2 separate regions of the Homo sapiens genome follow, and region 1 is linked to region 2. A link is an interaction called in ENCODE POLR2A ChIA-PET data of the cell type or tissue named here. Cell type or tissue: CD4-positive, alpha-beta T cell. All regions are shown on one strand. Each heading gives the region's core, and the rest is flanking DNA. Links, peaks and the distances in the headings are about the cores only.

Evidence for each region. Peaks named below come from ENCODE experiments on the same cell type or tissue, not always from the same donor. Only the 100,000 strongest peaks of a DNase experiment are listed, where the experiment ranks them.
Region 1: POLR2A ChIA-PET joins it to region 2 with 6 read pairs; 5 of 35 experiments call an interaction of 5 or more read pairs at or near these places.

What each region holds. Positions count from the first base shown.
Region 1 is chr11:96,356,034-96,371,674 of GRCh38, forward strand. It overlaps CCDC82 (coiled-coil domain containing 82), which reads right to left. Exons shown (of 10, transcript NM_024725.4): 7 at 14,980-15,104; 8 at 8,947-9,117; 9 at 2,960-3,145. Among named protein-coding and RNA genes, the nearest start is that of MAML2, 21 kb to the left of the region's middle. In CD4-positive, alpha-beta T cell, for the core only: no CTCF peak of the experiment used is centred there; no DNase peak of the experiment used is centred there.
Region 2 is chr11:96,061,638-96,077,278 of GRCh38, forward strand. The region is part of intron 2 of MAML2 (mastermind like transcriptional coactivator 2); the gene reads right to left. Among named protein-coding and RNA genes, the nearest start is that of MTMR2, 150 kb to the left of the region's middle. RefSeq lists a silencer at 14,238-14,297. In CD4-positive, alpha-beta T cell, for the core only: no CTCF peak of the experiment used is centred there; a DNase peak (open chromatin) is centred at 6,784.

The DNA of each region.
Region 1 (15,641 bases), core at 3,216-11,215, 290 kb after region 2:
CAGTGTTAACGGGTACTTTTTAGCAGTGATCCTCAAACTTTTATCTATTTAAGAATCATCAATGCTAAAAATATTGGATGTTTAACATCCACAAGGATTGTCATTCAATAAATCTGGGATGAGGCTAGGGGATTATACACTTTTCAAAAACTTCTAGGTGATTCTGATATAGGTAGTTTAGGGCCATGCTTTGAGAAACATCAGTTTAAGGGGTGGGGAAAAAAGGGGCAAGGGAAAAAGTTGAAAAGGAGGGGAAAAAGAAGAGAAGCGTTTAAGGAAGGCAAGGGATATCTAATTATAATTTTAAATTATTATGTATATGACAATATTTATCAGTGCATTTAAAATTTACATACAACTGTCACTTGTAACAGTTTTACACACAGTATTTACAGTATGAATGGGCATCTGATACTTCTATTGACATGCTTTCTTTACTACCTGGTGTTTATGCATCCACCAGCCAATCCCAACAATACTATCTTCAACTTCCCAGGAAGTCCCATCATCATATACACTTTCTTCTTAATGAACAAATATTCGTTAGAATTTTGCCAGTGTCATATTAGAGTATGTTATTGAACTCTTCTTTAGAATAAGACATGCATTATTATGTTTATTAAATATTTTGGTTTTATTATAATTTTCCTATTATCTATTCTTTTCTTATACTCAAGTTGCTCCTACACCCCTTTAGTATCATTACATTAAAAACGGATCACCCTAGTTCAACCTTTAGAAGGAAGAACAAAAAGAATGAAGTCAGTCTAGTTGGCATGTCTTTGGGAAGACATGCTGAGACATCCTGAGATAATTAAAGTAAAATGGCTGAAGAAGCAGGTAAGGGAAAAAGTAAGGTGTGGAATACAAGCTGGAGGCAGAAAGACAGGAACAAATAGTACGTGTAAGGCAACAAAAGGGGTTGACATAAATGGGAAATATGAGCGGAAAGTGCCATGGAGACGGCATTCAAGTAACACTGAGCCCCAGGCATTCTAAAGGGTTAGAGTAACTGTGACTACCAGACTGTAGCTAAAGGCAGCACACATCACAAAGTACATGCAGTGCTATCACTCAAAGGCACACAGTGAGAGGGACAGACAGAGTGAGGATGGGAAATGTCAGAGCACGTGACAAATTTTGAAATTTCATTACAGCACAAAAAGCTGCAAATGGGTTTATATTGGCTATAAACCTCTGTGGTTTCTAGGAAATCTTTTGAGAAAACCTAGGAACAAATTTTTTAAGTGGAGAAATCTCAAAAAAATGAAGGTCTTTGGTATTTTCATGGGGAAAAAAATGTGTATACTGTCCTAGACATGCACAATCTTGAAATACCTTCAATGCCTAATGCTAAATGTTATTCTTTATGTATAACATGACACTTGGCTTTCTTGAAAAGAAAGCCTAAGCTCCTTTCTTTTCCTAAGAAAAGAATGCCAAGTGTTATGCATAAAGAATAACGTCTTTAAAATTCCAGGTCCCTTCTGGTGTCCTAAACCTTGTTAAGCTTTTTCTAGGATACATGATTTGGAAATGCTTTTTTCTTCAAGAAGTTTAAAGTTCTTCCCCATATATGATACTATTATATAACATATACAGTATATGCACAGTGATTTTTCTATACCTAGTATCTAATTCTTTATAACTGTGCTATCCCAATAGGTTTTGCAGTTCCACTAGAGGGTTGGCAACACTTAAAGGCATCAATAAAAGCACTTAAGAATTTAATGTTGTCTAGGAAAATGAAGACGGGAAGTTATTGAATAAGTGCTCTCTCCTAAAGCAAATGAAAAAGTACGGATAAGCAGGGAGAAGCATTTGGAGTAGGAGAAGTAGAAGCAAAGTAAAAGACAAAAAGCTGAAAAGAATAAAATGAGAGAAAGACTTAAGGATCAAGATGTGGGGGGCAGGCAAGATCACTGGGTGGTGGTTTGTGGTGGGAGAAAAATTGTCAAAGGGAAACCAGTGATGATGTCATTATCTAGACTGGGAGACCTCCACTAAATATGACATGTGCTAAAAAAGTTTCTGTTTTGTTTTCTTTCCATCTGCCTAAGCTCTCTTGCCTTATTTTTTATATTCCTCTTTTACAAATTTCCCTATGATATAGTCCAGGCAATGGATCTCAAGTTAGGCTTTTTTCTTTTCTTTAAAAGATTAAATGTTGATAAGAGTTGCCTGAAAATCTACTATTTGTTCTCTCTTATACATTCATGTAACTAGACTTGTTTTAGAAGACTGCAGTCGTATTAGCATTCTTTCCATATACCATAAACAATTCTAAAAGCTCTGTGAGCAGACCAGAGCTTGTAAGCTGCCAGCAGATCTTCGGGAATCCAGTGCACTCTTCAAAACCCCCACTTTACTCCTGTTATCAAATTTAGTGATCAATAGGATATGGGGGAATCAAAATCAGTGCTGTGGTCTGAAACCTCTGCATTCCCCTCGATCTTCAGTTACAGTGCTCACTGCTCAGTCCCATGTCCTCAAGAAGAGGATGTGGGTGTATTAGAACTGGCAGCCGAGATCCTTTCCTCAGACTGGCACCAGGTGCTTCTTCACTCTCAGGTCACAAGAACTGTTCTAAAGAATAGGAAGCAGACAAGCAGAGGTGAGTCCTATACTCTGTCAAAAAAAAAAAAAAAAATCAGGGGACTTAATATATATGTAAGCAATACATACATAAAAGCGAAAGGACAGAGGTCCTTCAATAAAGGACAGTGTTAATGCTTATTAAAATTTATCTGATGGGCTGAGTGAATCCTTAGAACATCAGGGCATCTATTCAGAAGGACAATGATAAGCATGAAAGGAATGAGCGGAAGAAGAGAAAATACAAACGACAGAAGAAAGAGATTCTCTTAAATTTCACTATCTTTTAATCATTTGTTTCCTTTTGCTGATCATAATTAGCCTTCAGAATCTACATGATAAGATTCTCATATATTCACCTTACCTCCTTAATCCAGCCATTTTCTTTTGACCGCCTGAAAATTCTTTCCACTGTTTCTTTAACTTGTTCATCTTCAACTTCTTCTGTCATTGCAATGGTGCAACATTCCTGGTATAGTTTGAATTTAAAATGTTTCAGTTTATGATAAATTCTGGTACGGCTGGCACAAATTCTGCCAACAGTGAACACCTAAATCAAGAAATAAAGATTGTTATCTGACAACGAATATATATCCTTTCTGGTTTTTGGATTTTCTTTAGTAGTAGAATCAAAATGCATTATTAACTTCCAGTGTTTACACAATGATTCCTTTACCTTCTCTTACTTATACAACTAGTCAAACACTGAGCACCTGTGAGGTTTCAAACATTGGGCTAGGCACTAGAGATATATAAATAAAATACCTATTACCGGTATTAGGGAGCTTACAGTTTTGAGAGAAAGACAAATGGTTACAAAACAACATGAAAAATGGTATGTCCAAGATGCTATGTCCAAAATGCTAGTGAAGAGGGGCACTTAGCCCAATCCAGATAGAACAAAAGTCCCCAAGCAAATCAAGCTTGAACTAAGTCTTGAAAACACAAGAGTTTGCCAAGTTCGGGGGAAAAAAGAGAAATGGCTTTAATGAAAGGCAGAAGGATGGGCAAAGTAAAAAAAAAAAAAAAAAAAAAAAGCATGAAAAGTATGATAAGTCCATATTTATGAAGTTAAAAATGACTGGATTATAATATTTTTCTAGCTATAAGCAACATGTAAAACTGAAACAAACTCTTACACCAAAATTAAGTATTGGCAGTTTTTTACTAGATACTTTTCTTTTCCCCCCCCAAAAAAAATGATCTAAAGTAAAAAAATAAATCTGTGTTTAGGCATACTGATTGCTTTACTTAAGGTGTTATATGTGAATAAGACATTAATATTTTGCTGTCAGCCAGCTATAAGAATTTTAATTCCTACGTTTATATGGACTTCTATAATTCTATGATTAAGAACTCTTTTTATGAAATCAAATAACCAGAACCTTTCTCTTTCAGAATGTTTTGAATGTTTAAAATTTGTTATACAAAACTACAGCTAAAATAGGAAGACAGTCTGACTGCACTGACCAAATTATTTATATATATTTAATATATATTAATATATATTAAATATAGATATTTAAAATATTTACATATTAAAATATTTATTTAAATATATATATATATATTTTTTTTGTTTTTTTTTTCCTGAGATGGAGTTTCGCTTTTTCACCCAGGCTGGAGTGCAGTGGTGCAAGCTTGGCTCACTGCAACCTCTACATTCCGGTTTCCCTGCCTCAGCCTCCCAAGTAGCTGGGATTACAGGTGCCTGTCACCACACGCAGCTAATTTTTTTTTTTTGTATTTTTAGTAGAGACGGGATTTCACCATGTTGGCCATGGTCTCGAACTCCTGACCTCGTGATCTGCCCACCTCGGCCTCCCAAAGTGCTGGGATTATAGGTGTGAGCCACCACGCCCAGCCAATATATTTTTACCTACATCATTTTACCCACTGTAGAAAATGCATCAGAAAGGGCTCCAAACATTATGATATGGTCAATCTTACTCTCATGGAGTAGTAACCTAAGGAAAGAGTAAACTTCCTGCTGACTTAAGTATTTGTGTCTGTACCTAAGTTCACTAATGGGTTATGCTTTCATGAGTACTAGTTTTAATATTTATCTATGCAACTTGTGTTCTGTCTGACAGAAAAATACACTTGTTTCCTGAGGCCACACTGCAAGGAAACATACAAGTGATGATAGACAAAGCAGGAGTATGTTTCCAAAAATGAATAGAAGTTATATCACAATGATTGGCAACAATCAGGTTTGATGTGTTTTCTTGTGAAAACTGTATTTTGGACATTTTGCAACCCTTCTTCAAATCTCCAAAAGTTTAAGAAAAGCATGTTCAGATTTTTGTTCATGGCTCCGTAAAAACCTTCCTGCTTTTCAGATCATTAGAAGTAAACAGGTATTATTGTACATGGCTTATTAAAATTAACTTTTCCAATTCAACCTTATCATCAAAGCAGTCCTGGTAGTAATGACATTTCAGCAATTCACTTGCTAATACTTCCAACTTTGTGTAAAAAGACAACACAAAAGTTGCCGTGACTATAAGGGTACCCTGTGTGTCTCCATTTCTGCCATCAAAGTAGACTGTGTGGGAGAACTCAGCTATAGCTGTTCTACATGAAGTATAGGCATACGATAAAGTGATTTGTATTTCTTTCACATTTATTCTGTATTTCCACAAAACAAGAGGAATTTATCTGTATAGCATTTTTAAGTTGAAACAAGAGGGAAGGAGAGGTGTTTAAAAATCCTAATTTTTTTTCCTGTATGAAAAACAAGTATCCTTTGAAAATATTTAACATTATGGTTTACTTCTTTCCATTTCTAATTCCTACCCCTCTTGGCATCTACTTATCATCATATAGATCTATAAATCAAAAATTACCTTAAAATGTTCTTGTATTTTTTCCCAAAATATGATCACATTTTATATGGAAGAACCTATATGGAAGGGCATCACTGCTGTAAAATTTCACAGAAAACAGTAGATGCAAAGGATAGGTGTAATACTCCAAGTGAACTTAACCCCTCACTCATTCCTGTTTTTAGTGTATTGTTACAGCCCATTGTATTTCTTTATCATATGAATTGAAGTATACAGTACAATACAGCTTACACTGTAGGAATCAATTTGTATAAAATACTAAAACAGGTAACATTAATCTCTGGTGTTAGAATGATTTCTTTAAATGTCCAGAAAAATATATTTAGAACAACTGTAATTATCTAGTTCAATTTCTGTACATTAAGGAAACTATTCTAACAAGAAAATTAGTATAAAAAATACCAGAGAAAAATAGGTGCTGTGGTGAGTGTTCACAAAGCAAATAAAGAAGATGACACATAAATGATGACTGGCCCACTATGCACGGTTAAGCACAGTTATCTGACCTGATAAATATGAGACTGAGTCAGTTCAGTTATCAGTATGAACCAAGTGATCGCACATATGTAAAAATTGGAAATGGAGCTAAAAATTGTCACTGAATTTTGCTAAAGCAGAAGAAAGAATCTCATTTCTAATTTAACAGCTATATCACATGGAGTGTAAATTAAATCTAGATAACAAACTGAGGCAAGGAAATATAATGAAACATGTACCAGGCAGACTTGGTAATATTTAGCTAACTGTAGGTAGCTTTTTGAAGTATTTCTCTAAGCTCTTATTTATAGGCAGAGGAGCCAGCTCCTTATGGAAGTTAAAGTATGAAGAACAAAGAAAAAGGATTCTCAAGGAAACAGTAAGTCTGGGGAAAAGTTTGTTTTCTGTTTCTGGGTCTTCAGAAACAGATAGTACAATACCAATCCAAAGGGTTCTATTTGCCCTTGTTTGGTTTTTTGTTTGTTTTTTGTACAGACATATTATACAATGCCATTTGCCTCAAAAATTATTGCTTCTTCCCACCAAATCCTAAGCATCTTAAGGAGTCTGGATAGACTCTGGGCAAAACTAAACATATATCCAAGATTGTTTTTAGTTCTCCCAAACTACCTTTCAGATTTCACAACTCTCTTTCATCCAGGTAATTTCCTTCTCATCTATGTCCTTAAACTTTATCACAATCTGGTGGTCCAAGGCCTCTCGTCTCAGTACCCTATCAATACTGCTGTAACCAAAATTACTCTTCCCCCACTGATTCCACTTTCCATCAAGGCATCCTTTCTTTCAAAGAAGCTAAAGAAAGGAGAAAAGTTTTCTTATGAAACAAATTTGCTGTTAAGTGAATTCCTTAAAAGTATTATTTGCACCCTCAAAAAGAACCCTAGTTAATGTCTCAATTTTATGTAACTGCAAGCAGCAACACAAAATAAAGAATTAGTCTTCAAAATAACTTGAAGATGGGTGTGGGGTTAAGCACAATTTCTTTTTCTTTTCTTTTTTTTTTTTTTGAGATGGAGTCTCGCTGTCGCCCAGGCTGGAGTGCAGTGGCGCGATCTCGGATCACTGCAGGCTCTGCCCGCCGGGGTTCACGCCATTCTCCTGCCTCGAGTAGCTGGGACTACAGGTGCCCGCCACCTCTCTCGGCTAATTTTTTGTATTTTTAGTAGAGACGGGGTTTCACGTGTTAGCCAGGATGGTCTCGATCTCCTGACCTCGTGATCCGCCTGCCTCGGCCTCCCAAAGTGCTGGGATTACAGGCGTGAGCCACCGTGCCCGGCCAAGCACAATCTTTTTAATGCTCTGGATCATAACTAGGTTTATTTTCTCTCCCTTTCTTTCCTTCTTTACATATATGCATTTACATTGTATTGAAGTAGGATGTAAGATAAATTTTTGTAAGTCATTCTTCACTTTAAAGAAAAAATTACTGAAAAAACAATTTCTCTTTAAAAAATTTAATCACACTCTCTTAACATACCCAATAACTAACTTAACGTTTACATATAGTTATATACGCATACACACATTTTTATATAGATGCCTAGACAGTGCAAATACTAATTGTTATCATACTTTCAAACTAGCATTATTTTTCAACTTCATGATTATACCATTTGCTCTTTACTGAACTGCTTTGCAAAAGATAAACTTATAGACATTGAGTATGTATATAGCTTTGTGACTCTAGCTCTAAAAATCTAGTATTTTTAAAAGATACGTATCACCCCTTTTTTCCTCTAGGAATCTTACTTTCCATGAACTTACTAGTTTCAGTGCAACCTTGATAGCATTGCATTTTATCATTTGATTTGAGAATACTTTGCCACTTTAAGAATTACCAACTGGCATCTTAAGGTAGTTTTAATTATATACCCTTACATGCAGAATAAGCATTTTCCCATATATTTGTTAACTTTTATAGTTTTCTCTTACGTGACTGGCAATATTGATGTTCTTTGCTTTTAGTTCATGCTTTCAGTTTATTGTTTTTTTAAATATTTGAATAACTATTTTATATAGAATCTTTACTGCTTCACAGGAATGTCAGAGCTCTAGAAGTGATTTTCTTACTCCACTTTCCTCTTCAGAATTAGCTATAGACAGCAAAGACCATGAAGGTACAGCAATGTATTTGATATACATAACAGAACATGGTCCCTAATGTACGAAATCACTTTTGCTAGGATTCCAGATATCTTATGTCATAAAAAGTCATAGATCAGTTTTTAAACAATGGGGAAATTTGCATATGACTATTAAATATACATATATATTCATATTTTTATAGTAACATATCAAACAAAACATTACAGACCAATTCTGAATTCATTATCCCCATAAAAACCTTCTAAGTCATTCTTGCAACCCAGATCTCTCAGAGGGATCTGGTCAACTACTGCTCGATAATACTGAGAAATCACTATCCAGTTTAATAGAAGAATTTAGATAAATATTATATTTCCATCTTAATAATTGACTGGGAGGATTCAGAGACAACTTTGGGTCTCTACCTCTCTAAATATACACCTCCTCCATGGATATGTAGACTTACCAGAAAAAGCGCTCAGTATTTCTTGCATTTATAAATATAATTTTCACATTTGTAAATGCAGCAATCTTATAAAGTAAGATTGAAAAAATAAATAGAAGTTGTCAGCATCTGTGCTTTTTATCATTTCACATTATACTGCTATGCTCTTGTCTAAAAAACACTTACTCTTCAGTTTTTTCTATTCATACAGAATTAATAGCATCTTAACTATGTGGTGATTGCTCTAGACTCTGACATACTTCTAACAGAGTCTAGTTGAAGCACAGTGTTTTTTGAATTCTCTCCTATTAGATGAACAGCTATCTTCCATTATTTACTTGTGGGTTGCCAATTTGGTGGATTATATGCTAAAAATGTTTCCACTTGGGTCAAATTTTCCTTAGGATACTTAGGATTATTTATGAAATAAAAATTTCTAAATACTGAAAATTAAGATTAGAGGGAAGAAAATACCTGTTTATCATGTGACATGAAATTATCTATTTGCATGGTCCTGGTGTTATACAACTCTCCTGATAAATGCACTGAATATTTACAGTAGCGATGCAGTCCACAAGCCTGGCAGGAACAGTTTTCAGGATTCTTCAAATGAATACTTACATTAGAATAATTTTCTACTCGCTCCTGAAAACAAAAAATATAAAAAAAAGTTTAAAAGATAAAGAATAAAAATAAAAGTAAGAATCTAACCAATTAAAACATCTTAGGGATTACAATACAAAGAGATATAAGAGCAAAACACCCTGGCATTTCTTACTTTAATACTGAGCACATAGTAGGTATTTTACAAGATATGTTTAAATAAAAAAATTTATAATCTTGGCTATTGCATGAAAATAAACCAGACTAGGAAAAAGCTAGTTTCATATCTCTTACACTTCTGCGGTTGCTACTTCTTTTCCATTTCTCATCTCTAGTTAGTGTTAATGAGGTATTAGTTAAAAATAGGAGCAGCAAAAATGTAGGATGATATAAGAAAAATAATTCCAAGTAGGCTAGTTAAAACTTGAGAAAAAAAATCACATTCACTTTCCATTATATGAATTATATATTTGCCACAAAAATATTCCAGAAATAATTCAATCCTCCTATGATAACTTACTACAGTCCTGGGGAAAAAACAAGTTGGCACTAGGACTGCCACGTGTCTGGTATTCATATGGACAGTTTAATAGCTCAGTTATCAATGAGTAAACAAACTGAGAAAACACTTGGCATTCATAAATAAGCTTCATTATTAAGCTATGAAGTTACTTGTGCCTGAGTATTTCTGCTTATGTTCTAGGCCTGTGCTAGATACTACTATTCTAATTGGTAGTGTAGATTAGGTTTTAATACAATATTTGAACTGCACACAGTGAGCATATTAGCATGGTTACTAAACCACATTCATATCTTCTACCAGACGGATGGTAATTAAGTATCCAATATACTGACAGTTTACTTTTTATATTATATGATTGAAAACTACATTTTCTGGTGGTCAACTTTTCATATTTCTCATACTTCATGGCACTTTATGACATGTATTACTTACAGGCTGAAATTCAGACTGAATAGATAACTAACCACCTTCCTTTCCTGCTTCTGCTATACCCCATGGAAGCACATGTTAAGATGAAACCTTTATCGACCTCTATCAGCTCAGTTCCCTGAGTGACTACAGTCAGCAGAGCACCCCTGATGACTAACACTGGATATATAAGTGAAAATAAACTTTGTTGGGTTAAGCCATTGGGATTTTATTGTTGGTTTATTTTGTTTGTTAGTTATATTCTTTATCTTTTGAAGCATAACCCAGCTTATCCTAATTAAGATCTTACTGAATCATCTGTGTCTCAGTTTTTCAGCTAATACTTTTTGGTATCTTACAGTTATTATCCCAACATCAGATTATCCAAATTCAGTATCACCCACCACAATATGGTAAAACCTAATATGGCATACAGGCATGGGTTTTGGAGTCTGAGACTCTGGGTTTAATACCAGCCTGTCTAATTATTAGCAGTGGAACCTTATGTTACTTTATTTTTCTGAGACAGTTTCCTCATCTCTAAAAGAGGGGAAATAATAGTGCCCTCCAGCTGGCCACAGTGGCGCGTGCCTGTAGCCCCAGAAACTCAGGAGGCTGAGGTGGGAGGATCTCGAGCCCAGAAGTTCAAGTTCAGCCTGGGCCACAGAACGAGACCCCTCTATTCCCTCCAAAAATAGTGTCTTCCTCATGGGGTTACTTTGAAGATAAAAAAAATTTTAGTTTACATGTAGATTACTTGGCTAAAGTTAAATAATCTATAAATACAGTACAGGTATACCTCAGAGAAACTGCAGATTTGGTTCCAGATCACCAAAATAAAGTAAATATATCAATAACGTGTCACACAAATTTTGTGGTTTCCTAGTACACATAAAAGTTATGTTTACACTGTACTGTAGTCTATTAAGCATGCAACAGAATTATGTCTAAAATGTATGTAATTTAAACTACATTTAATTAAAAAGTACTTTAGGTCTAAAAAATGCTAACAATCATCTGAACCTCCAGTGAATAGGCATCTTTTTGCTGATAGAGGGTCTTGCCTCAATAGGATGGCTACTGACTGATAAGGGGCTAGTTGCTGAAGGCTGGGGTAGCTGTGGCAATTTCTTAAAACAAGACAATAAAGTTTGTTGCATCCATTCTTAAGACAACAATAAAGTTTGTTGCATCCACTGACTCTTCCTTTCATGAAAGATTTCTCTGTAGCATGCAATGCTGTTTGATTGTATATTTGATTGTATGTTATACAGAATAGAACTTATTTCAAAATTGGAGTCAATCCTCTCAAACCCTGACACTGCTTTAACAACCATATTTTAAATCCACTGTTGTCATTTCAACAATGTTTGTAGTATCTTTCCTTTCCTAGGAGTAGTTTCCATCTCAAGAAACCACGTTCTTTGCTTATCCGTAAGAAGCAACTCCTCATCCATTCAATTTTTATCATGAGATTGCAGCAATCCAGTCACATCTTTAAGTTTCACTTCTACTTCTAGTTCTCTTGCTATTTCAACCATATCTGTAGTTACTTCCTCCACTGAGGTCTTGAACCCCTTCAAGTCATCCAGGAGGGTTGGAATCAAATTCTTTCAATTTAATTGTTAATGTTGATATTTTTACCTTCTCTCATGAATCATAAATGTCCTTGATGGCATCTAGAATGGTGAATACTTTCCAGAAGGTTTTTAATTTACTTTGCCTAGATACATCAGAAGAATCACTGTCTATGGCTGCTACAATCTTATGAAATGTATTTCTTTTTTTTTTTTTTTTTTTGAGACAGGGTCTTGCTGTGTCACCCAGACTGAGTGCAGTGGTGTGATTTCGGCTCACTGCAACCTCTGCCTCCCAGGTTCAAGCGATTCTCCTGTTTCAGCCTCCCCAGTAGCTGGAATTACAGGTGTGCACCATAATGCCTGGCTAATTTTTGTATGTTTAGTAGATACGGGGTTTCACCATGTTGGCCAGTCTGGTCTCAAACTCCTGACCTCAGGTGATCCACCACCTCGGCCACCCAAAATGCTGGGATTACAGGCCTGAGCCACCACACCTGGCCTGGAATTTATTTCCTAAATAATAAAACTTGAAAGTCAAAATTACTCCTTGATCCATAGGCTGCAGAATGGATGTGCTGGGAGGTATTAAAATGATATTAATCTCCTTGTAAATCTCCATCAGAATTCTTGGGTGACCCGGTGCACTGTCAATGAGGAATAATATTTTGAAAAGAATCTTTTTTTTTCTGAGTAGTAGGTCTTAACAGTGGTCCAAAAATATTCAGTAAACTATGCTATAAACAGATGTGCTATCATTCAGGTTTTGTTGTTCCATTTATAGAGCACAAACAGAGTCAGTTTAGCATAATTCTCAAAGGACCCTTGGATTCTAGGAATGGTAAATGAGCACTGGCTTCAACTTAGGTCACCAGCTGCATTAGCCCCTAACAAGAGAGTCAGCCTGTCCTTTGGAGCTTTGAAGCCAGGCATTTACTTCTTTTTAGCTATAAAAGTCCTAGATGGTAGGCTGGGTGCAGTGGCTCACGTCCGTAATCCCAGCACTTTGGGAGGCTGAGGCAGGCGGATCATGAGGTCAGGAGATCGAGACCATCCTGGATAAGATGGCGAAACCCCGTCTCTACTAAAAATACAAAAAATCAGCCAGGCGTGGTGGCAGGCGCCTGTAGTCCCAGCTCCTCAGGAGGCTGAGGCAGGAGAATGGCGTGAACCCAGAAGGCGGAGCTTGCAGTGAGCCGAGATTGCGCCACTGCACTCCAACCTGGGCGATGGAGAGAGACTCCGTCTCAAAAAAAAAAAAAGGCATCTTCTTCTAACAAAAGACCATTTTGTCTACTCTGAAAAAATCTGTTGTTTACTTTCATCAGTTATCTTAGCTAGTTTTTCTGGACAACTTGCTGCAGCTTCTCCATTAGCACTTGCTGCTTCACCTTTGCACTTTTACGTTATGGAGATGGCTTCTTTCTTTAAACCTCATAAATTGAACCAACCTCTGCTATCTCCAAACTTTTCTTCTGAAGCTTCCTCACCTCACTGAGCATTCATGGAATTGAAGAGTTACGGCCTTGCTCTGGATTAGTCTTTAGCTTACACGAATGTTGTAGCTAGTTTGATCTTCAATCCATACCACTAAAACATTCTCCATGTCAGCAATAAGGCTGTTTCAATCATTTATGTATTATTTTTAATTTCCTTCAAGAACTTTCCTTTGCATTCACAACTTGACTAACTGTCTGGCACAAGAGCAAGAGGCTTACATTTCAGCCTATCTGAACTTTTGACATGCTTTCCTCAAAAAGCTTAATCATTTCTCACTTTAGATTTAAAGTGAGAGACCTGCAACTCTTCCTTTCACTTGAACGATCAGAGGCCATTTTAGGGTTATTAATTGACCTAATTTCATTACCGTTGTGTCTTAAGGAATAAGGATGCCTGAGGAGAGGAAGAGAGATGGGAAAACAGCCAGTTGGTGGAGCAGTCAGCACACACATTTGTAAATTAAGTTCACTATTATATGGGCATGGTTTCTGTCACCCTCAAACAATTATAATAGTAACATCAAAGATCACTGACCACAGATCACCATAAAAGATGTAATAATAATGAAAAAGTTTGAAATACTGCAATAATTACCAAAATGTGACAGAGATGAATAAGCATATGGTGTTAGAAAAATGGTGCCAACAGACTTGCTCCATGCAGTTGCCAAAAACTTTCAATCTCAAAAAAATACATTATCTGCAAAGTGCAATAAAGTGGAATGCAACAAAACGAGGTATGCTTATATATGCTATTTTTCTATTAAACAGTATTTATGCCATGTTCTAAAAGCTGTGCCTGTACTTTATCTTCAAAGAAAATAAGTATATACAGTATTTCATTTCACAATAGGTAAATATTTTCCACCTATGAAGAAGAAATGGGTTCAGAGAGGTTAAATTTATCAAAAGTCAAAAACTCAATAGCCCTAAACTCAAGCCATCCTCCAACTTGAAGTCTTTTAAACTCTTTCTGTAATCCTACACTGTCTTATAAACCTAATCTATGGCTAATTTATCACCATATAATTCAACAAGGCTGAAAAGCCTTGGATGAAACCAAATCTCTTGGCATAAATGAGGTACAAGAACTAATGATTTAAGTGCTAAAAGGATTTTAAATAACTTAAACTTCAATTATCTTTTTATTTTTCCTCTTCCTAATCATTAGAATATAGAATGTTAGAAGTAACAGGGAGAAAACCCTTACAAATCATATAGTACATCCTCTGCTATTAAAGATCATAAAATAGATAACTGGTACATGAAACAAAATGTGGCAAATCTTATAAATTAAAAAGATAAATTATAAATTCTTCAAATTGGTAGAATTAAGCAATCTTAAAGCAAAGAAAGATGCCAAACACTATCTAGACCAGTGTTTCCCAAACAATGTGTTATGGAAATCAAGCAGGTAACAGGTGTTACCTGTTTACATAAACAGAGCTTCACAGAGTAAAACACAAATTTAGGAAATACTGCATTCCATACCACCCTTTGAATATTTATAACATAAATTCACATATAATGCTTGGGAAAAGTCTTCCAGTAAAGAAACCAGCTTACAACCCCTGATTCTCAAATTTCTTTGACCATGGAACTCTCTTTTCTGACATAACAACACCGTGTGAGACAATCTTCTCATTTTAAAAGATGGGCTAAGCCCTGGAGATGTTCTGAAGTTATTCATCATTTGGAACCACTTAATTATTGGATAGATATAGTTAATGTGAAGGATTAAAACAATAATAACTTTTAGAAGATGTGAGAAATAATAAGCTGATTATTTAACAAAGACATGCCAATATTTTAGAAGATTATTCAGTCTGGATTTTAAAATCCTGAGAGGTTTGCTGCCCCCAACCCCCAAGCAGAGATTCAAAAACAAACTGTGTACCTTATATTGCTCTTTCCAACGACTTCTAGATACCAAGCTCTCTAGACGAGGCTGAACAAAGCGGTTATCCAAATAATGAAGAGATGTTAGCATATCTTTTGCATATGATTTTTGCCTTGTGCCATCTGTTCAGGGGATAAACAACAAAAAAAATCATTTTGTTAATTAGAAATATTTAAACTATTTAATACTTAAAAATTTCTTCCCAACTTGGTTGGAAGCATTTTAAATTAGGAAAAAAAATATTTAAAAAATCATTCCATCAGAACATTAAGGAAAAACAGGGTAGGCCGGGCACGGTGCCTCATGCCTGTAATCCCAGCACTTTGGGAGGCCGAGGTGGGTGCATTACGAGGTCAGGAGATCGAGACCATCCTGGCTAACACGGTGAAACCCCATCTCTACTAAAAATACAAAAAATTAGCCAGGCGTGGTAGCGGGCACCTGTAGTCCCAGCTACTCGGGAGGCTGAGGCAGGAGAATGGTGTGAACCCGGGAGGGGGAGCTTATAGTGAGCTGAGATCGCACCACTGTACTCCAGCCTGGGTGATAGAGTGAGACTCCGTCTCAAAAAGTTCCCTTTGTAAGCATCAAGCTTTAACATTACTTTCTGATAACAAAAAAAGTCAGATGAAAAAGCTTATCAAATTATCTTTTATTCT
Region 2 (15,641 bases), core at 2,969-10,968:
ATCCTACAAGACAGGCCACTTTCCTCCTAGATAAAAGGCATAACAACCCGTAATTCAGAATTTCAAAAGTAATTTTTTCAGATAAGAAATTTCCATTTCAAACAAAACTTTCCTTTTTCCTTTTCTTTCCTCCTTTTTCTTCTTCCCTTCTTCTTTTCCTTTTTTTTTAATATCTTAATTTTTCTTTCTGTTAGGGGAAAGTATCTTAAATTTATCCTGCTTACTCTTAATACACCTCATAGATATACATTCCAAGTAAGGTGAATCAGATGTTTAACGTGAAAGCTTTGTTCAGCATAGACATTTCACTGAATATAAACCACATAGCAAAATGCGAAACTATCATACTATGAGAGACGAGTTCCACTTTAAGCATTATTTATAGAAAAAAGTGCATATTTTAAAGAAAAAATGATGATTTTAATCATCTTAAAACATTCTACCACTTTAGTAGTCTTTTCTGATAAATTTAATCAATTAAGATAAAATAAGTTGAAAGGGAAGGTTGGAGTATGGTACTTTTTTTTTGCCTTGGTTTGTGTTACATGGAGTGACTCAAAGGAAACAGAAAATTACTACAACTGTGATGTGGCATTTATAATAAGTGCCTCAACCTCATATTGCCCAGACATTAGGAGATTTAACTGGTAATGCCAGTGAGATGATGTAGTATTTCCTGTACTGTTTTAACTTCTCAATAAGCATGTAGACACTGCAGTGAAGTGCAGGTAAAAAGTTCACAGCTGGAGGGGGTGTATAGGAAGTGCTCTGCAAAGCTATAAGCTTACATAGGCATCCAGCTGGAAATAACCTTGTAACAGTGGAGGAGGGAAATACACATGGTAATGATTTACAATTTACAGAATGTGGATTTTAGGGGCTACAATAAGGGTGGCAGAGTTTTCTCTCAAAGGGATTCTGAAATATGGAGTGGTGGAAGGAAGGGAAATGTAGAATCCAGTTAACAAAGCTGGGAGCACTTTAAGAGTATGCCTGCTAATTTTACCTCTTAGACAGGATATCCAGGAGGCAGCGCCCCTTCCCACCAGCAGCTCTCCTTATCCAAAGGGTGCCCAGTCCATTTTTAACATCTGTTTCAAATGTCACATCACAGAGATGTGGTCACTCCCTTTTTAAAAATTTCACCTAGAATTTTGTACCTAAGAACATTTTTTGTTCCTGAGCCTTCTTTAACTGTGACCCCTTCAACTTCTGCCGCCATGAGATTATATTGTTTCGATGACAAGGGACTGTGTCTTACTCATCTCTATTATACTGAAGCCAAATATGATTATGTTGCCAACCCCCCAACCTAATAACAGCTTTTTCAATGGCTTCCCATTGATTTTAGGATAAAACCCAAAACAAACTCTTTAGTATGGCTTATACTCATACAAAGTCTTTTATGATTTGGTGCCCGTCTCAGTCCACCCCTCTGTCCACCTCTCTGGCACTTTGGTGATTTTTCTTTCCCAGTACATTCCTGCTGTCTCACTTCTTGGCCTTGCACGCATTGCTCCTTGGCCTGGGACATGCTGTACACCTATCTCCACCTCTGTTGCTGACTCTGTCCTCAGGGTTCACAATCTTCTGTAGGGGCCCCTTCCTTAACCTCAGAGTTATGCATCTGCACACTCTTTTATGCTTCTCCCTCTCATAACTTGTTCTTTGTTTTATTACTCACTCAGTATTGGTTTTCCCAGCTAGACTGCAGGTTCTGAGAAGTTAGGGGCTGTCTCTGCCTTTTTAGCACTGTACCCACAGTGCCTGGGGCATGTAGCTTGAATGCATGGTTCTACTATATAAGAACTCAATAAATTTTATTTTTTGATTAAGTGAATGATTAATAACCACCATGGACTGAGTAGTAACTATGTATCGATGAGCATGTTAAATACTTTATACACATTATGTTACAAAATCATCACAGTAGTCCCATTATTACCCATAATATGTAATATTACTCCTATTTATAGAAAAGAGGCAATCAAATCTTAGAGAGGTTGCTAATTGCCCAGGATACCTAGCTCCAAATGAGCTGAGGGATGCTTACTCCAAAGCCTATGGCTTTTTATGGAGCTATATTGTTTCTCAAATAACTACCCAATAAATGCTCATTAAAAACAAAACAAAACAAAAAAGTGTAAAAACTTGTGACTATATCAGCTTCTTCCAGTTTGAGAATCTCTCTGTTATTGCATTTGATTTGCAAATTTAGTCTAAATATTCTTTTTTGCCTGTTGATACGATGTCTGCAGGACTAGAGTTCAACCAAGGGCCTCAGTTCTGTTCAGATGCTCCCTGTGTGATTAGAAGTGAGATGAGTTCATGTCTGTAAAATAAGCCAAGAATGGCCAGGACATCTTTTACCTAAGATTTCCAAGCCTCCTGATTGGCTGGCTGTAGGATGTTGTTGTACAGTGCCTTCTAACTCTATTTTCCTGAAGATACATGATTCAGTGTAATGCCAGGTTAGTACCAAGGCTCCTAAGCACGGCAATATTTACCCTACAAATTACGAAAAATATAAAATTAGGTCACAGCACAGCACCTCAATATAAGAAAATTCCCAACCAGCAGGGTGATTCAGTAATGAACCATCTGTGTTCCTGGATGGATCATCTGTGTTCCTGGGCAGATGGATGGAAGCAAAAGCTAGGTGGCCATTGGTCAAGTCCGCTCTAGAAAATAATAAGTTCACTGGTCATGTCTCCTCTAGAAAATATTCATTAGACAAGAGGACTTCTAATGTTCCCTCAGATTCTCTAAGAAGGAACATTTGATAAAACATTTATGTAAGTTATTCTGATAGTTTGTCCGAATGTGGAAAAATAGTTGTATATGTATATATGAAGAGCCCAAACTTTGGATTCAGATGTTACTAAGTTCAAGTCCTTACTCTGACCTTATAGCTATGCATCTTTGGCAAATCTTTGGGGATCTTTCCACCTCAGTATTCTTTTCTACGAATAATAAAGTTCACTATTATATTTGTAGAGGGCAATATATTCAGACTGTGGACTATACCAAGTGCATGATTTTGTGTAAGTTAATTAACCCACATGCACTTCAGTGTGTCATAAAATGTGGAGGGTAACAGTATCTTCTTCAAAATAGCGTGTGAGGGTGAAAGGAACTAACAATGTAAAGTGCTTAGAACAGTGCCTAGCACAAAATAAATCTTCAATTGGTTTTAATTATTAATGTTAACATAATCTTGGAAACAACTGATTTTTTCTCGCTTTTCATATAGAAGTTTTATATTTTATAAACTTGATCATTGTCATTTTGCTTGAACTCTAAGTGTAGAATAAAAGTTAGAAGTTTAAAAGTGATTAGAATTCATGCCATAAACCAAGAAGCCAACATCTCAACAAAGTACTGTGTTCTTAAAAAACTAGAAGGAATGTTTTTGTGTCAAAGTGGACAGAAAATAGCTTTTCCCCAGAACCTAAAGTATCTGAACAAAATTGATCTTTAAGAAAACAATTTGGGAAATGTTCTGAATATATCTGATAGATTTTAAAATGCTTAATTACATTTTAAAAAGCTTCAAGAAAAGTTGCTATGAAAATTGCCCTCGTTTTATCAAATATTTATTCCAAAGCAAATATAAAAAAATAGAGAGAAGTTCTTGTAATATACCCAGGATAGCAATTGTTAGTTTCCATGGCATATCAGGGCAAAGTATGTGATTTTAAAAAAATATCTCCTGTGTCAGTCCTGGTATACAGCACTCTCTCCCTTTCTCTCTCTAGTGCACATGCGTGCGTGCATGCACACACACACACACACACACACACACAGGAAAGAAAATAGAGCAAAGAACCCTGGTTTAGCTGTTAGCTTCCCAAAGTTATTTGGATAACAACTTAGAGAATCTAGCAAGAAGAATCATGATTCATTCCATAAATCTCTCTAGTATTCATAAAGGATGATCCAGGTCTTGTCTGATTCTGGGAGTTGCCATTTATTGTGACCTTTTTATATGCCAGGAACTACAGTAACTGCTTGTCATAAGTGGTATTACTTAATCCTTATAACAATCATGTGTGGTGGGTATTATTCTCATTTTACAGTGATGGAACACAGAGAATTTAGGTACCTTGATGACGGTCACACAGCTAGGAATTGACAAAGCCAGGATTTGAACCAGAGCCCATCTGACTACAAAGCTGAGGCTGTCAGTTGCTGCTCTGTGCTGCCTTGCACTGGGAGAACATGGCAGAGCTGGTGCTGCTGGGATAGGGCAGGCTCCCAGCATTCCACCTGCTCTTGTGCTGGGCCCAGGCGCAATAGGAAACTGGTTAGGTTGGGCTTTGATCCACACATTCTCCTGCATCGAATCCCCCTTTTCTCCCCAATCTCTTCTAAAGAAAGACTGAAAACTCGCTCCAAGAAAAGTGTCAATGACTGCTAATCACCTAATTACCCCTCTTATGGCTCTGGAGCTCAACAAGCAGCCACACCAGTGGTCCTTCAGGAATCTTTTCCACAGGGTGTAGGAAGAGGTATCTTGTTTTCCTTAAGCCCAAGGCTGGCCCTTCCTATCACTGCCTAGTCCTTGCTGATCTAAGCATCAGTGCTGAAGGGTCCTGTCACCAATAGTGCCAATGAGTCTGTAAATAGTGTCATCGTGTTAAATGACTCACTGGGGCTGGCACACACTGACATTCTGAGGGCACAAGGCAGAGCCCCATCTTTGTCCAGGGGAGGACAGAAGCTCCTGAAGCGGGAGAAGATCAAGGTCTCCATCCTCAAAGGACCCTCTGCCCACTGTGGCTCAATGTGTGTGGGAGAAGGGACACAGAGGATGAATAAAATTATATAGGTGGACTGGACAACACACACTTGGCCTTGAGCTACCTATATTTAGACACTTACTCTATATTGATGTTGAATCTAATGATGTTTCCTTGGATAAGAGTTTAGACCTAAAGTGAGACCAGAGTCCATTGAATCCCATAGGAATGAATTATAATAAAGAGTAGGATGAAAAGTCTTTTATTTTTCAGCAAATATTAATTAAACATTTATTATGTGCCAGAAACCCTTTGAGGTGCTAGGAATATGACAGTGAACAAAACTAGGAAGGCTGCAGCTTTCATGGTGCTTAACTTCTAGTGAAGACAGACAGATACTAACAAAAACACAAGTAAATAGAACAGAATGTCCAAAGGTGATAAAGGCTATGGAGACAAATAAACCCAGGTAAAAAGAAGAGAGGTGCAGGGGGAAAGGAAAGAGCAAAGACTCTGAGATGGGCTTGTACTTGGTGCATTCTGGGAAGGCAGGAGCGGCTGGAGGATAGAGAAATAGAGAGAGCGGAGGGAGCTGTGGTAGGAGCAGTGGGCAGTGTGTGTGCACACGCATGCATGATGTGGTAGGCAGATCTTGTAGGGCCTGTGAGGACTTTGCCTTTCACACCTAGTGAGATGGGAAACCAGTGGAGGGTTCTGAGTGGGGAGGAGACATCACAGAACACATAGCCAGAGTCCCTTGTGACATATCACAAACAACACCTAACATGCCTTCCCAAACCAAAACACTAGCCTTGCCCTTCAGAACTGTTTCTTCTGCTGGTAGCTACCATTTGCATGCATTTTTCTCAAGCCATAGCATCTCCAGAATCAATGTTCATCTGTCCAGTGTAGCCTGACACTCTTTTAAAAACAACTCTTCAAGACACGGACTGCCTTTCAAAATGCCTTCTTCCGCCAACAGAGCACACATTTAGAGAAGTAACAAAGGCCATTTCTATCCAAGCAAACGTGTTTCTTGCAGCCAACAGCATAGCCTTATAACAGTAATGTTTCTATTTCAGAGAGTAAATCTATCATCTCAGTAACAACCCTTTAAAACACAAAGTTATCACATGATCTTCTTACTCTATGCAGGATAAGTCAAGACCCAACAAATGAAACACTTCTCCTGGAAATTATATCCCATTTGGTTTTTTTTTTAAATCATCTTTTAAACCTGTCATTGGTAAACCAGATTTAGAACATTAGAACTGCTGCAAAGATTTGTTATGAGAAATCTACTGAGGGTCTATTGAGTTATTTGAATATGATATTTCACATTAATATGGACATTAAAACAGAGACATGACAACGCATATCCGTGACTGCCTCTCTTGCTCTAATTTTCATTTCAAACCCATATTACTTATACATTCCCAAAGAACAACTTCAAATATTATATTTTGCAAGCTTGTGTTTTCAAATTGCTGATTTAAAGGTCTTCTTGACCTTTGTACAGAATTCTAACATTTTTTTCCTGCTTTGTTGGCCTGAGGGTGGTGATAGAATCAAACATGTTTATAAATAGGGCCAAATAAATTGAAAATTTTTTCCTGAGAGAGAGAGTTTTATGAAGAAAATACCTGCCCAAGTTCGTTTTTTAAAAATCCCTCACCCACTGACATTTCTGGTTCAACAAGTTTTCTTCTTAATGTAGTTAAATGTCAACAAAAGTGTTACTGCTTAATTATCTGAGTATCCTGAGTCATAATAATGCATATATCACTTCACTTAGGAAATGTCTTTTCTCAATTAAATTAGCTGTTTTCACTAGAATCCTTAGTCAGCCAATGGAAAAAATAATTTTCCCCCTTATGACTTTCTCTACTACAATAATTGACCTGGGTTCGTTGTCTTTGATATTACAGAAGAAAGTCTGACTTTTCAAATACAGAGGTAAAGTAAGTCTATGAACCTATGAACTTCACTTTTGGTACTTCCCCTAGAACAGCAGTTCTCAGCTCTGATGCACAGTAGAATTTCCTGGGGGAGCTTACTTCACACACACACACACACACACACACACACACACACACACAGAGGGAGGGAGGGAGAGAGAGAGAGAGAGGCCCAACCTGAAGAGACTCTGACTTAATTGGTCTTGGGTAAGCCTGGGCATTTTTTAAAAGTACGTATTTTAGCACTTTGGGAGGCCAAGGTGAGCGGATCATGAGGTCAGGAGATCGAGACCATCCTGGCTAACACGGTGAAACCCCGTGTCAACTAAAAATACAAAAAAAATTAGCTGGGCATGGTGGCAGGCACCTGTAGTCCCAGCTACTCAGGAGGCTGAGGCAGGAGAATGGCGTGAACTCAGGAGGCAGAGCTTGCAGTGAGCTGAGATGGCGCCATTGCACTCCAGCCTGGGCGACAGAGCAAGACTCCTTCTCAAAAAAAAAAAAAAAGAAGGTATGTATTTTAGCTTGAGAACTATAGATAAAAAAGAAGCGATAATTTTTCCTTCCTTCTTCCCTCCTTTTTTTTTTTTTTTTTTTTTTTAAAGAGACAGTCTTCCTCTTCCATCTAGGCTGGAGTGTGGTGGTGTGATCATAGCTCACTGCGGTCTCAAACTCCTGGGTTTATGTGATCCTCCTGTCTCAGCTTCATGAGTAGCTAGGACTACAGGCTACAGGCATGTGCCACCAGCCCAGCTAGTTTTTAATTTTTTTGTAGAGATGGGGTCTCACTATGCTGTGCAGGCTGGTCTGTAACTTCTGGCCTCAGGCAATTTTCCCACCATGGTCTCCCAAAGTGTTGGCATTACAAGGGTGAGCCACTGAGTCTGGCCTATTTTCTTCCTTTCCCTCCCTCCCTCCCTTCCTCCCTTCCTCTCTTTCTTTTCTCTTTCTTTGTCTTTATCCTTCTTTCTTTTCTTCTCCTTTTTCTTCCTTTGTTTTCACCTATAGTGACTATTTGAAGCATTTCTATTTTTTAATTAAGATAAACAAAATTGGCTGGGCGAGGTGGCTCACGCCTGTAATCCCAAAACTTTGGGAAGCCGAGGTGGGCAGATCATTTCGGCCCAGAAGTTTGAGACCAGCCTGGGCAACATGGTAAAACCCCATCTCTACAAAAAAAGTACACAAAAATTAGCCGGGCGTGGCACATGCCTGTAGTCTCTCAGCCACTGGAGAGGCTGAGGTGGGAGGATCACTAGAGCCCAGGAGGTTGAGACGGCAGTGAGTCGCCATAATGCCAGTGCACTCCAGCTTGGGTGAGAGAATGAGTCCCTATCTCAAAAATAAATGAATAAATAATAAAATTCATATAAATAATAATGTAACTTTAGAAGATCTAATTACAGGCAGGGCGCAGTGGCTCACACCTGTAATCCCAGCACTTTGGGAGGCCGAGGCGGGCGGATCACAAGGTCAAGAGATGGAGACCATCCTGGCCAAGATGGTGAAACCCCGTCTCTACTAAAAATACAAAAATTAGCTGGGTGTGGTGGTGCGTGCCTGTAATCCCAGCTACTTAGGAGGCTGAGGCAGGAGGAATCACTTGAACCTGAGAGGCGGAGGTTGCAGTGAGCCAAGATCACGCCACTGTACTCCAGCCTGGTGACAGAGTGAGACTCTGTCTCAAAAATAAATAAATAAATAAATAAATAAGGAGGCCAAGGCAGGTGGATCACGAGGTCAGGAGATCGAGACCATCCTGGCTAACACAGTGAAACCCCGTCTCTACTAAAAATACAAAAAATTAGCCGGCGTGGTGGCGGGCGCCTGTAGTCCCAGCTACTCGGGAGGCTGAGGCAGGAGAATGGCGTGAACCCGGAAGGCAGAGCTTGCAGTGAGCTGAGATGGCGCCACTGCACTCCAGCCTGGGCGACACAGCGAGACTCCGTTTCAATAAAAATAAAAATAATAAATAAATAAATAAGGCATAACAAAAACAGGGCTGAAACATGCCCCTTGTTCACCACATTGCAGGTGAAGAGAAGGAGAGAAGAGCTGCAGCCCCTTAGGGAGCCCAGACCTGGGAGCTTCCCAAGCCAGGGCTGGGACTCCCTCTTTGGGGTCCTGCGGTGCCTGTCATCTCCAAGCTTCTGGGCACCACTGTGTTCCCTGGTGCTAGCCAGGGAAGCTGCTTGCAGTGCCTCTGGTCCAGCTGCAGCCTTGCAGAGAGCTGGTACCTGTGTAGGCACCTGGAGCTGCCCACCCCACTGGCGTGTCTGCCTGCACAGTTGCCAGACCCCGTGCTCGTTCACACACCCTTTTCTGCTCCATGCGACTTGCCCTTGGCAAGTGTGGGATCCAGGTCGGTAGTGTGAGCTGAGCACAGCCTGCTGAGTGGGCGGAACAAGCCCAGTGGGCCGAACAAAACTCAGGCAAAAGTGCCACTGGCCAGAGGTTTCAGGCCTGAAAGGCCACACCTCAAGGATCCTGTAACACAACTATGGGATGCACACAGCTATGTGTTCAGTGCAGGCAGCAAATAAATCTCATTTTAATCTCATGGGTACTAACTACAAAAGGTCTTTGACTTTTTCCTATTGTGTATCTCTGTCTTCACTGGTTAATTTGTTGTTACTTCAGCATCTCTTGTGTAGCTGAGATTTGAATACACCTGCCAGGTGGAAATAGATGAGCCTTCCCTCTAGATATTTACATGAAAGCTAAGGGGCCTTCTGAGTGGAGAAGGTGGGTAGAGGCTTAAGCTGTATTCCTAATTTATTTTCAGTTATTTAGGCATATATGCAGAATGGGACAAGAGTCAAAAGGAAACCAAGTTTTCAGGAGGGACTGGAGCTTCCCGAGGAAATAAAACTATGAAGAACTGTAGAGTCTGGTATAAACAGGGTGCTTCAGCTATAAGACCACAGAGTCAAAGGGCAGTGATTTTGCCAGCATGGCACTGGCACCTGGAACCGTCCTGAACCAGCCATCCTGGCTGTATGTGACCTAGCAAAGGAAAGAGCTGTGTGGAAAATGAAAGAGATGTCACACTAAACTTGGAATTATTTTGAAATCCACAGCCCATGGAGACGTGTAGCTCCAGGCAGTATTGGCCAGTCGGCCCACAGTGTAGCCTGGAGTGGCAGCTGCTAGTATTCAGCAGTTGCTCCTATTTAGGAGAGCTTGTCAAACTCTTGTTTTGGACTCCCAAATACCTGGGGTATAGTTGAGGGTTAGGAGTAACTTTGAACAGGATTGGAATTCTCAAATGAGAAGGTGCAGTAGAAAGGTTGTAACCTGTGAGAATCTGGTCTTGATGTTCTGTAACCTCATGGACTGGTAGACTGAAAAGACTCATGGATATTTAGGTGCACTGGAATTTATTTTTAAATTCTCCAGTCACCAAATCTCATCTCCATCTTTATTACTCCAAAGGCCTTCTTTTCTTTTTCCTCCCCAGTCCATCCTGCATATACCTAACATAGAGGGATACATTAAAACAGGTCAACACAACATATTGCCACTGGCCATTTTGAAGATTGGCTGTCTTTGTAGAAAAATCACCCCTTAAGGCAGACTTCTCTAATTGCACTGCTGGATTGTTAGAGATGAGTCCGTCTTCAGTTATCTTGATTGTTGAGCCAAATATACCATAAATCCTCAAAATGTATATTGTATTTTTTTTAAAGTTAGGTGGGGCGTAAGATTTTACAGGATGTAGAAATGTACTTAATTAGTTCAGCCTTGAAATAATTATTCTTTAAAAAACTGAAAATTTCAAGTAGCTATAGAATATCTCTAATTCCTCTCTGGCTACCATTATTTCCAACATGCAGTGTTCTTACATAGCCCACTTGCCAAAAAAAAAGCTCTTGTTATAAGGTTAAGGCCACATTTCTGTGTAGTTAAAACTTTGCTTCAGGGTATGTCCTGACTGCATATAGGTTAATGGAGCACTGCATGTTTCTTATACAATATTACCTGCATACTTGCTAATACTCGAATTCTAGAGATTCACTGGGGGATACAAATGGATCCAGCATTGATCTTGAAATCAGAAGTTCACAGTTCTAATCAGGTTTCTGAGTAGTGAATGAACTTAGAGAGAAGCTATTAAATTTCTCTTACATATATAAAAAGGGAATAATGATTTTACTAGAAACGTCTCTAAGATTCACACCACCTCTGATATTCTGAACCTAAATTTGAGTATTTACATAGTTTACATAAAGTAAGCTCTTTTGCATCAACGGACAGGGTGGCATGCAGGTAAGGAAGAAAAGGAAGAAGACGGAGTCCCCTCAACTTGAAAGAGCTCGCTGTCAAGGAGAAGGCCACTTACTGAAAGACCTACCTCATTTTAAGGACGGATTGATTACAAAGTGAACCCTGGATGGGACCAGAGATCCAACCTCATGCCAAAAGGACTGTGTGTCTAAAGCAATGACGCCAAAGCCGGCCTCTTACCCTGCTCTGCCAAAGGAAACAAGAAGGCAAATCCGCAAGTCTCCCAACATGATAAACTCCATTTGTCACCCGCTTACATGTGCCTCCAAGACTAAACTTGTCTCATGGTGGCTCCATTTCAGTTAAGTACTTTTAGACCTCAGTCCAAACCCCTTCTCTTAGGATTTGGCTCAAACTATTGATAATCATAAATTTCCATATTTATATTTCCAATCTGTGAGGACTTAAAAAAACTATTATGGAAACCAAGTACAATCTTAGGGAACAGACTGTGTATTTAATTTACACAATGAAACTTGGGCTGTAGCATTAATACTGTAACAATACTGAATAATTTAACTGAAGTGTATTACATTCTTTGTGCTGTAAATCTTTTACTTGTGAGTTTTGTGCAAAATCACCAATTTAGCCTTGCATAAAAGCTTTTGTTTGGCATTTACAGTCTCCTGTCCCTTGGACACCTCCTCCATTTAAAAAAATTAGAATTCCTTGTTGCAGATTCATTTCTTTTCTTTTCTTTTTTTTTTTTTTTTTTTGAGACAGTCTCGCTGTGTTGCCCAGGCTGGAGTGCAGTGGTGCTATCTCAGCTCACTGCAAGCTCCACCTCTCGGATTCACACCATTCTCCTGCCTCAGCCTCCCAAGTAGCTGGGACTACAGGCGCCCGCCACCATGCCTGGCTAATTTTTTGTATATTTAGTAGAGACGGGGTTTCACTGTGTTAGCCAGGATGGTCTCGATCTCTTGACCTCATGATCCACCTGCCTCTGCCTCCCAAAGTGCTGGGATTACAGGTGTGAGCCAATTAAAGGAGTCATGGCAGCTGAAGACAATGACGATTTAATGGAGTGAAGCCGATCTACTATCTTGGGTGGAAAGAGTATGATGTGGTTGGCAGTGCCTTCCACATTCCAGTTAGCCGAGTGCTGTAAAATATTAACACCAACACTGTAATAAAGTAGAAGGTGATACGGCTCTGGTTGGCTATTTATTTACTTATTTGGTAAGTTCCAGTATTGTGCTTAGAATGTACAGGTAAAAGGATCTGTGTAGATTGTGCAGGCTAATGGTGTTCTGTGGACGTGTGTTCATTTCTGAATAAGTTTTTGTTTGCTAAAGGAACTGAAAAAAATAAGATTCATGCAAGGGATTTACCAAACCGTTAAATTTATTCACTTTTCAAGGACCATCGCTTACTCTGAGGTTATGTTCGTCTCAATGCTTTCAGGCTAAAAAATATTTTTTTTCATGAAAGATGGTAATAGTAGGCAGTAGTTTTGATTTTTAATGTACTTACACAGAAAAATGAAATATAGCAAATCCATGTCCGCTTCCATACTATAAGATGTAAAAGTCTGAGGACCACTCAACTGACTATCCATTTCATTGTATTTTTAGGGAAACTGAGGCAGAGTGGCTAACTGCTTGCATGCAGTCACCCAGCTAGTCAGTTCCACTGATGCCGTGTGGCTTTCGATAAGCTCAGATTCTCAAAATACAGCAGGTGTGTGAAGGACAGTATATGCTGTACCTAACAAGTTCAAAGAGTTACCCAGAAACTATTGTCATGTTGTTTTCTGTTTATCAAACTCTTATTTGCAGTCTTTTTGGTCACATGAGAGTTTCATCAGATATCTGCAAGATGTAATTTCTCTCCCAAAACCCCAAGGAAATGCTATCAAAAGATTCATGTCTTCAATAGATTCTATTCTTGGAGAGGTTAATATGGAGGAAAGATCCATGGTCAGTCCACATTTTGTGCAGATGACGATGGCGGCGCAAAGCCACCTGAAGTCATTCACCTTTGCAACTGCATTTGGATTCTATATTGTCTGCATCAGGCATGGAGACGCCCACCGGCTGCTGTGAGAGGAATAAAAGGAGTACTGACAAACGTCATCATACAAAAAAGGTTTCAAATCATTTTTGACACCAGAATAAAAGTTAGATTCCTGTGTCTGTCTGAGATTTCGAGTTATCTTTCTAAATGGCTCTCTAATCGCATCAGCAAACCCTCAGGGAAGAGCCTTCACTTCCTTTCTGTTGTCTGTTAAGCCAAGCACACCCAGAGTGGTCAATAAATAATACTGTGGGAGTACTGGAGGGCAGGGAGTGGTGTTGCATATTTTGCTTTTGATTTTTCCTCTGGAAAAAAAGATGAATTAAGTGACAGAGTGGCAAAAGGAGTAGGCAACAAAGAAACATAGCCGGAAACTTGAGCGTGACTCTTAATTTCACTCTTTTTAGAGCTTTAATGCAAATCCAATTATGTATTTGCTTTCAGTTCTGAAGGTGAGAAATTCGAGGTTAGACATCACAAAGCTAATACATAGATTCCCTAGAGAGGATATTGATAATATTTCATGTTTTCCTCCTGACATAATATTCCCCCAAGTGAAATCCATTGCCTATTATTATTGATACTGTGCTATCCTGGTAGCAAACTTGAAATGTAAGGAAATAGGATTCTGTTCATTATTTCTTACCAGTAAAATTAATGAATCAGAGAAGAAGCTAATGTAGGTCTGTTTTATCACTAAGGTGCTCAGAAGTTCAACCTTCCTTTTGTTCTCCTTTAGAGAAGCTGTACTTACAAGCATTGCAAAGTCTGACAAATTGTATGGTGTCTATTATTATCTGTCTGTCTCCTTCCCAGACAGGGCAGGGATTCTATCTTCTCTATTTTCATACCCTCCAAGACCTAACACAAGCCAATAATATTCCATCAACCATCGAACACATATTTAAGTGCCTACAGAGTGCTAGGGAGTGTGCTGGGTGCTGGGGACTGAAAGAGGGAAGACAGATAATTCTGGAAGGTATAATGTAAAAGAAGAGAAGAGCTGAGCTAGGGGAAGTCGGGTGGGGGTGGATTTGTCTGAGTGGCTTCCCAAAGGAAGTGATGTTTAAGGGGAAACCTGACTGATGAATAGGAGTTTCCCCAAGTTCTCTTTTTCTTTGTCTTTTCAGGTTACTGGAAAAGCTAGTGAGGTTTGTGGCTGGTATCATACTGTTTAATGTGTCATCTGCTACCATGGTCAATGTGACTCTTACTAATCGGCATTCAGATAGCGCCTTGCATATTGATTGTATGCTAATACATTTGAGCCAGTTGGCCTTGCTATGTGACATTCTCATGCTTCCCCAAACGTGAACACTGAAGTGAACCTTGGGTGGCCCTGCTTTGTGGATCACATATCTCCCACATCTCTACTTTCAGAATAAATTTGTTAATACATTCTCCTCTCTCCTGCAAGGCCTAGATAGAAGAAACTCTTAATTTAAAATATTACAACAGAAAGTTATTCTGCCTTTTGCCAAGAGGTGTGATCCTCATAGTCGTTTGAAATATCATCAAGCTGAGTCTCACAGATGCTCAGGGGTGAAAGAAATATGTGTAAAACCTGGAGGTATGAATGGTGTGCATCATGTATTGTATGCATGAGCAGAAACACCAGCCTTGGAGAGAAACACCAGCTTTGGAGAGACACACCAACCTTGGAGAGACACACCAGCTCCCCTCTTACTCTGTTTACTGTTTTCTTTCTGTGAAATTTAAAATTGATTCCATGTGTACTATAATGCAAGCAATGGGGCAAGGCTGCTCTCTTTTGTCTCTCTCTCTCTCTCACACACACACACACACACACACACACACACACACACACACAGCCCTTCAGAGCTGCCTGCTTAACTTCTCACAGCAACTTCCTCCACTCGGATGGGCTGTGGTCCCTGAGGGAAGCCTCGGCATCTGAATTTGGCAGGGAATCCCATTCCCATGGAAGTCAGGGCTGCCCTCACTCCCAAGGAACAGCCTGGGGAGGTTCTCACACATTTGCCTCTGGCTTCACTACAGAATATGTACACTCAAAGGGGACAATAGAGGGGTCTCCCACACCCCACAACTCATGCAGACCCACAGACAGTTGGGAACGTCTTGCTCTGAATATGAGGAAAATGAGATCTATGTGAATCTTCACCAGGCCACAGCTCATACTTCTTGCTGCTGTCTATAAATGAATGTTAGCAGCACTTTACATATCAAAATTGTCCAAGTGGGACCTGACCTTTGGGCCTTTGGATCCATGTTGCATTCATAGCCATTTAGATCTGACCCCATTTCAAGTGTTCAGAAAAATGAGAAACAATTTTACAATAGCAAAATTGGGCCCTCCAACCCTTCCCCACAAAATTGAATGAAATACAAGGAGGAAAAACAAATGGAGATATTTGTGAGAATGACTGACTTCCTTCTGCAAACAGAAATGGGCAAGTTATCAGAGTTAAAATTGCCTTATAAAGTATCTTTATACAGCAGAAGAGATCATCAGAAATGCATTTTTTGGCTCAAATTTCCTTTTATTTCTCCCTTGGGATCTCTCTTTCTGACTTTTTACCCCAACTCTCTCTCTCTTTTTTTTTTTTTTTTTTTTAAAGACAGTCTCGCTCTGTCACCCAGGCTGGAGTGCAGT